Linked DNA regions of Homo sapiens: region 2 is linked to region 1. The links are chromatin contacts, found by Hi-C or POLR2A ChIA-PET in ENCODE. All regions are on one chromosome and are shown on one strand. Each heading gives the region's core, a stretch centred on a gene start or an enhancer-like site at or near the end of the contact. The rest is flanking DNA. Distances are from core to core; before and after follow the strand shown. Region 1 overlaps LOC105373714 (a long non-coding RNA gene). Region 2 has its middle 82 kb from the start of TANK-AS1.

Region 1 (4,000 bases), core at 314-2,813:
TAATTGCAGAGAAAAGATCCTAAGAGGTTTTTTGTTGTTGTTGTTTTAATTATAGTTATGAATTCTGAGTAAACCACACCTTACTTCCTGTAACTATTATATGCACCCATGAAAGGTAAACACTTTAAAAAAAAAATAGGGCCGGGTGCAGTGGCTCATGCCTGTAATTTCAGCACTTTGGGAGGCCGAGGTGGGCAGATCACGAGGTCAAGAGATCGAGACCATCCTGGCCAAAATGGTGAAACCCTGTCTCTACTAAAAATACAAAAATTAGCTGGGCATTGTGGCATGTGCCTGTAGTCCCAGCTACTTGGGAGGCTGAGGTAGGAGAATTGCTTGAACCTGGGAGGTGGAGGTTGCAGTGAGCCGGGATTGCGCATCTGTACTCCAGCCTGGTAACACAGAGAGGTTCTGTCTCAAAAAAAAGAAAGAAAGAAAAAAAAAAGAAATGCTGAGGGACAAATATAACCCGAAACATAACCATAAAACCTTTGGAAACTTAAACGAGAAACAAACTCTGAGTACACTTGTCTCAAGTCTACCTTTAAGCCATCCTCTACAGCCCTTGCACTCCAGTCCTCTTCTTTTGTCCATGCAAACATGGTGACCAATGAGATTCTTCACTGTTTACAATGGTGTGCTCCACTATCATCCCCTGGTTTTTCCATGTGGCAAACTCCGTAACTGGAAACCCTTTCTATTCTAGCTGTTTAGTACATAACTCCTAAAGTTCTCTCTTCTCGTCAGCTTTAAATGACTTCATGGTTGGTTTTGCTTTTATTTTTCTCTGAGGTTTCAATGTACAATTCCAGGAACTAGCTATCTCTATCAACCTGAAACTGTGCCTGGGTTCTACGTTGATAATTTTTTACTAAGCCACAGGGACCATCTGGTCTAAGGTCATGACTCTGTTTGCCATTTGTGCAGCTGCCTGCACATCTGTAGGTTCCGATGCATTCTTTTATTATTGTCTGCTTTCTATTGCATGTTGTCAAAGGCCTGGGGACTGCATCTGTTTGAATTTTGTCTGTAGGGCTCCGAACATAGAGCAGTGTGTGGTTGGGAACACAGAAAACATTACTTTCAGCAAACTGGATTCATAAAGAGTCATGATGAATGGAAATGATGAGGGAGATTTGAGCCCAGGAATAGGGACTGGGTTTCCTATTTACCTCCTCACTAACAATGATGCTTTTAAATGTTCTCGCTCTGAACAACTTTATCAATGCTTTGAGCTGAGACCCACTCACATAATGATTATTTCCTTGTAAGTACTTATTATTTAGTTGAGTTAGCTCTTTCAATATGAAGTTTTTATACTGGTTTTTAGAATTGTTCACCATACATTCTCTTTAACATGTATTCTCTTAGTCTCTCTTTCTGTCTCTGTCTCTCTCTACACACACACACACACACACACACAAACACACACACACGTTCATTTGAACTCAGGTTTTAATGCTGGGTCTATACTTGGCCAACATCTTCAAGGTCACTAATGTTACTTCTTGCCTCTGCTGTGTGGGAGCCAGAGTGTGAGTCATCAGGGTGAATAATGCCTCTGTGATACTACCAGATTGTGTTTGTCTCCACTTCAAAGCTCTTAGTTTTAACAGAATAGTATTTCTCCATCCCGCCCACCCAAACAGCAGTCTAGATGGCTGAGAGGCAACAGTTATATGAACAGTAGTATCATTTCCATAGGATGGGCTACTCCCCACCCGACCCATATTCCTCAAAAAACCTGCAGGACCCTTTATAGAAGTTCTCAGGCAACATTCTAGTCAGGTTTTGTTGACTAGAGATTACAGCTCATCACCTCTTTTTTTTTTCTTCTTTCCTTCCTCCTTCCTTCCTTCCTTCCTCTCTCTCCCCCTTCCCTTCCTCTCTCCTTTCCCTTCCCTTTCCCTTTCCATTTTTGAGAGGGAGTCTCACTCTGTCACCCAGGCTGGAGTGCAGTGGCGCAATCTTGGCTCACCGTAACCTCCGCCTCCCGGGTTCAAGCGATTCTCCTGCCTCAGCCTCCCGAGTAGCTGGGATTACTGGCGCTACCACCACACCCGACTAATTTTTTTGTATTTTGAGTACAGATGGGGTTTCACCATGTTACCCAGGATGGTCTCAATCTCCTGACCTCATGATCCACCAGCCTCGGCCTCCTAAAGTGCTGGGATTACAGACATGAGCCACTGTGCCTGGCCTCCTTCCTTCCTTTTCTTTCCATTCTTTTTTTGCCTCACATAGGTCTATAAATCTGCCATTTCTGATCCATCTTCAGTGATCTTTTTTTTTTCATAGTTCACTGCAACCTCGAACTCCTGGGTCCAAGCAATCCTCCCATCTCAGCCTCCCAAGTAGCTTGAACTACAAGTGTGCACCACGGCACCTGTTTTTCAGTTACTGCTCTTCCCTTTAATCTTTCACTTTCTTTTTCATTCACCAAAGACTTTATGACTGAGTTTGTCAAAAAAAAAAAAAAAAAAAAAGAGAAGCAGTGAAAGGAAGAACAGAAGAAAGGAAGCAAGCAAGCAAGCAAGCAAGCAAGCAAGCAAGCAAGCAAGCAAGCAAGCCAGACAGACAGAAAGAGAAAGACCAGACATGGTGGCTCATGCCTGCAAGCCCAGCACTTTGAGAGGCTGAGGCAGGCAGATTGGTTGAGTCCAGGAGCTCAAGACCAGCCTGGGCAATGTGGTGAAACCCCGTCTCTACAAAAAATACAAAAATCAGTTGGGCATGGTGCACATGTAGTCCCAGCTACTCAGAAGGCTGAGGTGGGAGGATTGCTTGAGCCCGGGAGGTTGAGGCTGCAGTGGGCTATGATCATACCACTGCACTCTAGCCTAGGCAACAGAGCAAGACCTTCTCTCAAAAACAAAAACAAACCAAAAAAAGTCTTTAAACCCAAGAATCAACTCCCACTTCCACAGCCTCCTTGTGGCTCCTCTCACAGGAACACTTTATTTTAAAAGTCATGTGACTCTGGTGAGACTACAGTGCAGAGTGGCCATGATGGAAAGAATAATGGTGGAACTGCTACCATTGAGCACCTAATCACAGTGCCAGCTGGTTTACACACCTATTTCAGTAACTCCCCAAAACTGAAGTAAGCCTTATTATCTTTTTTACCCATGAGTAGAGTGAGGTTCAGAGATACTCAATAACTTGCCCAAGATCATAGCCATTAAGCAGAAAGGAGGAAAATAACCAACTCTGTACGGTGACGAGATTCATGCTTTTTTTGGTCAGGGGAGGGGGGCTCAGTTGCTTGGTGAGAGAGGAGATATTAACCTGTCTAGACTTCCTAGTTTTTCTATGTCCTGCCTTTCTTGCTGCGAATTTATGGGATAACTTGAGAATATAATTTTCTCTGATCATTCCTATGTCACTTCCCAAAGCATTTCTCATTGTCGTCAATGGTATCTGGGTATATTTCCCCATACTCATGAATAACATACCTTAGAAATTTTGCCAGTCCTCATTCGTGTCCTACACGTGTTAATCAAATGTCTTCTAGGCCTAGGGTAATGGTGTATAATCTATCATCCAAACTGGGACACTTTTGAGATGAAAAAGAGTGCTATTAATAATTATGCTGGGCACACTGGGATGTATGGCCACCCATTTAGAACAAACTATAGTCAAGCTAATGTCTCCTATGGACAAGGAGGGTATGAGTAGAATAGTCCAGCCTTAACTAGACAGAGAACAGAGGTTGTGGGGGAGAGAAGCTAAATCTACCAAATTCCAACCGTTTTGTCTCACTAGCAGTTGTTGTATTTCTGGGCCTGAGTGTGTGTGGTGAAAGAAGGAAGGTAGCTGAAAACCTCTCAGAATTAGAATTATCACTATCTCCATTCCTTAAGAAAGTGGTGCTCAAACTTCAGTGTGCTTAAGAATTACCAGTTGTTTTTAAATAAAATGCAGATCCCTGAACTATATGCCTTAGAGATGCTGAAAATACAGTCTGAGATGGGCCCTGGAAACTGCATTTTAACATCCT
Region 2 (4,456 bases), core at 1,795-4,294, 3.2 Mb before region 1:
AGTTCAAGACATGGTGAAACCCTGTCTCTACTAAAAATACAAAAAAATTAACAGGGCATGGTGGCATGCACCTATAATCCCAGCTACTTGGGACGTTGAGTCATGATAATTGCTTGAACTCGGGAGGTGGAGGTTACAGTGAGCTGAGATCGTGCCACTGCACTCCAGCCTGGGTGAGGGAATGAGACTGTGTCTCAAAAGAAAAAAAAAAGAGGTGATTAGGTCGTGGGGCTCTGCCCTCATGAATGGATTAACAACATTATTTCAGGAATAGGTTTGTGATTGTGAGAGTCTGTCCCCCTTTTTCTCTGTCTTGAGTGCTGTCACTCTTCTCACTATATGATGCTTTCTGCTGTTATAATGCAGCAAGAAGACCTTCACCAGATATGGCTCCTCAGTCTTGGACTTCCTGGTCTCCAGAACCATGAACCAAGGAAACTTCTTTTTAAATTACCCAGTTTGTGGTATAACAGCAGCAAAAAACAGACTGAGACATATGGCTTCCTTGAGCTTAGAGATGCTGTGTCTACTCAGCTTCATCTGTCATTATGACCATACATTTCCCAAGTGTGTGGGATTTGGACATTGGAAGCTGTGCCTAGGAGTTGCGAGACCTCTACTACACTGTTACTTTACATACTGTGCTGTTACTTTTTGATTCTTTCTAAAAACAAAGTAAATTTGGAGTTAAGTGAAGTCTTTTGTGTCTCATGAGTTGATTATTAATCTGAACCCAAGTTGAGCAGAGTTGGAAAATTTTCATAGCAATAAATTATCCTCTGTATTCTAACTTAATCCTTCTAGTCTCAACCGCCAAAGCCCAAAGGGTCTACAAAGAGGAAAAACCTACTTGATAAATGGGTAGGTAGATTCTCATTATGACTTGACGTTAATGTCCCTCTCAGCTCAGCAACTTCAAACACTAAATTGTCAATGACCCTAATGGTTTTCTGAGATAATAGAAAGTACCATCATGAGAGAAAGAGGTATAAAAAACACAAAGGGAGAAAATCCTATAATAAAATGGCATGCAATTGGCAGCCACTGATTCAATTTCTCCCACTCGCCCACTAAATGTTTATGAAATACTGGTAAAAGGCAAACCTCACATTACCTCATGCTAAAACTAAAACTGACAGATAATCTATTGCTAAAACCTATAAAAATTTGTATCCATTTCCACAAGGAAATAAAAGCAGATTGAGGAAAAACAATTTTTAAGTTAGCTAATAATTGCCTCCTGAAATATAACAGGACAGCTAAGCTGAAAGAAGGTAAAAAGCCAAGTATTTCTCCATGAGCCCTGCTGATTGGTCCAGGGTTTAGAACAATCAAGAAAAAAAATGGATGACAAAAGAAGTACTTTTTGAGGTATACTGTTCTTCACTCCCACTTTCCACATCAATTCATAAACACCCTGGAAGGGAATGGGATTGGTGGCATGCCATTGCATCTGGGGAGATTTGGTCCCCACAAATAAAGCACTGTAGTTGAATGTAGTACTTGAAGAGTCAGACAGACTTGCCACTTACTAGCTAGGTGACTCTAAGTGGGTTATTTAACCTCTCTCTACTCAATTTCCTCATCTAGGGTTGCTGTTAGTATTAAATGAGATAGTGAATGTACAGCACAAAGCATAGTACCTTGTACAATGCTTTGTTCAATAAATGGTAGGCATTTTTATTATGACAAGGGTAGAAAATGGGAAAGTTCTAAGAGTTCTAGGAGTATGTGTGTGCATTGTAGGTTGAGGCTTTGTTTTATGCTCTATGTTCAGTGTGTCAGAGAATCTAGCCATGGAGTGAGAGTGGGGTGGAGTGAGAGTGGATTCTCTGTTAGTCTTATGCTGTCATATATGACGAATGTTTGTCCAGGTACTTGTCATTTTAGCCAGATTTCCAGCTACACAGTCAATGAGGGGCTCACACTTAGCTGAATGGATAGGGTTGTACAAGCCACAATCCCTGTCTTTGGTAAAAGACAAAAATTGACACTACAACAAAAAAACTGACATGGGTTATGGGTCTATGAAAAAAATACTGCACAAAAAAATGGCTTGGAATCCTAAATAATATGGAGGAATACACAAACTCTATGAAACAGCAACAAGCTAATTAGCCACCTTAAACACTGAAGAGTTGGGTACCTCATTTCCCCTCATCATCTCTACCCATTTTACCACCATTCTGGGTGCCCTCTGTCTCTTCCTGAATGACCATTCTGTTGTGGGCTAAATTGTGTTTTCAGCTCCATCCCCATTCATATGTTGAAGTCCTAAGTTCTATTGCCCCAGGATATGACTATATTTGGAAATGGGGTCTTTAAAGAGTTAATGAAGGTTAAATGAAGTCTTTGGAGATTGGTCTCAATCCAATATGACCCATGTCCTTGTAAGGGAAGATTAGTTCACAGACAGAGAAGAAAGAACACTTAAAGGCACAGGGAGAATACGGCTACCGACAAGCCAAGACAAGCCTCTGAAGAAAGACCTTGCTCACGCCTTGATCTCAGAGTGCCAGCCTCCACAACTGTGAGGAAATGAATTTCTGTGGTTTAAGCCACCCAGTCTGTGGCACTTGGGAAGCCCTAGCAAACTAATATACCATCCAATTGCTTGGCCTCTCAGTTTCTTTATTTTCTCATCTCTAGGGACTTTTACTGTGTTTCTCTTCAGCCCCTCCTCCCAGGGCAGCACCCTGATGCTGTCATGATCCAGAACCTTCTGAAATATTACATTCAAATCTGTACTGTTGGGAAATCTCTGACCATAGTTATACTGCCTTGTGACCTTCACATTTGGCTACTGCCACCCAATCCTTCAATGTCACCTGTGTCCCCAAATAAACCCCACTTCTTGCTCCCAACTCCCCCGTCATCTTCCTTGTCAACTGAATCTAGACATTGTGGTTTATCACTTCATCCTTTGTTTTGTCAGTATCTTTAAACCTGTATTTCCTTCCATAGTGACAGCCTCGCAAAACCCCAACCCAGCTGTTTTCCCTGAACTCATACAGTATTTCTGAGCAGTGTTAAAGGAAACCGCACAGCCACATCATGTGTTCTGAACCATTGTAAAGTCATTTAGGTCTTCAAGCCTGTCCCATTATCTCTTCCCTTCTCTGCAGCTACTATTTCAAACTTCCTCTATTCTCTCTTCAAAATTTGGCTCTCACTATGTCCAACAGATGACTTCACTTCCTATTTTATAGGGAAAATTGAGGTCACCAGAGAGAAATTTCCCCCAGTTCTGCCAACTAATCTGTAAACATCTTCATTCTCACTAGTCATTCTTTGTTACCCTGTATTACACACGAATATGTGCTCCTTTTCCTTCCTGAGGTTAATTCCTTAATAACCCTTTGAATTCCATTTCTCACAGTTCTTCCAAGGCCTCACACTTTTCATTGTTCTTTTGTTCTCTCTCATGTTTAATTCTCTACTTTCTCCCCTTATCTGTTCCTTCTGCTCACTATTTAAATACTCTCAAAATATCCCAGTAGCCCCTGCTACTTCTGGAAGCGTGCCTCACGCCTCAGTGTGCTGGGGCAAAATGTTGGAATGAGCCCCACTGACACACGGACATACAAAGTTTGTTTGTTTGTTTTGAGATGGAGCTCTGTCACCCAGGCTGGAGTGTAGTGGCGCGATCTTGGCTCACTGCAACCTCTGCCTCCCGAGTTAAAGCGACTCTCCTGCCTCAGCCTCCCGAGTACCTGGGATTACAGACGGCTGCCACCATGCCCAGCTAATTTTTGTATTTTTAGTAGAGATGGGATTTTGCCATGTTGCCCAGGCTGGACTCAAACTCCTGACTTCAGGTGATCGCCTCAGCCTCCTAAAGTGCTGGGATTACAGGCAGGAACGACCACGCCTGGCCTGGCATTGTTTTAAGTGTCTTTCATATTTTAACTCAACTACCACACAACAGAGCTCTAAGAAAGTCACGATTTTTTCCATATTGGGCAGCTTAGAAAATAAACCATACATAATAACAGAACAATAACAAAAGCAAACATTTACATGGCACCTAATATTAAAAATGCTGTACATTATTACATGATTTATTTCTCACATTAACACTATGAGATTGGTACTATGACCGTTTCTGCTTTACAGAGTGTGACTTCTAAGGATACCCAGTTGGCAAGTGGTAGAGTCAGGATTAGAACCCAAGCAGTTTTAACACATTGTTAAATGTGTTAGCACTGTTTTGAGAAAATCTTTAATCAAAAAGCAAATCAAAAGTAAGACCTGAAGAAGGAAGAAGTCACGGAATAAAAGAATCATTGACTAATTTCTGTCCTACCAGCTCCACTGCTTCCCAGCTCTGTGACCTGAGGCAAGTTGTGTAACCTTTGTGTCTCAATTTTCTCATTAAAAAAAAGGAATAATAAGATTATTTATTTCTTTGGTTGTGAAGATAAAAATATGTTAAAGCACATAAAGTGCTTATATC

Evidence for each region. A loop is a pair of places that touch in the nucleus more often than their neighbours do. ChIA-PET counts read pairs that join two places held with the same protein, here RNA polymerase II (POLR2A). Pooled maps may share reads with other maps.
Region 2: a loop to region 1 is called in a map of naive thymus-derived CD4-positive, alpha-beta T cell, with 5 times the contacts of the local background. The contact joins two enhancer-like sites. A Hi-C loop is called at or near these places in 1 of 168 maps with a recorded cell type or tissue (naive thymus-derived CD4-positive, alpha-beta T cell) and 6 of 50 pooled maps. POLR2A ChIA-PET finds 5 or more read pairs at or near these places in 1 of 52 experiments (activated naive CD4-positive, alpha-beta T cell).

What each region holds. Positions count from the first base shown.
Region 1 is chr2:157,896,279-157,900,278 of GRCh38, reverse strand. All of the region lies in intron 1 of LOC105373714 (a long non-coding RNA gene), which reads right to left. Among named protein-coding and RNA genes, the nearest start is that of ACVR1, 22 kb to the right of the region's middle. Within about 2 kb of position 1,563, at least 6 of the 41 ENCODE cell types and tissues checked have a DNase peak (open chromatin) inside an H3K27ac peak, as active enhancers do.
Region 2 is chr2:161,076,244-161,080,699 of GRCh38, reverse strand. No RefSeq gene overlaps it. Among named protein-coding and RNA genes, the nearest start is that of TANK-AS1, 82 kb to the left of the region's middle. Within about 2 kb of position 3,044, at least 11 of the 41 ENCODE cell types and tissues checked have a DNase peak (open chromatin) inside an H3K27ac peak, as active enhancers do.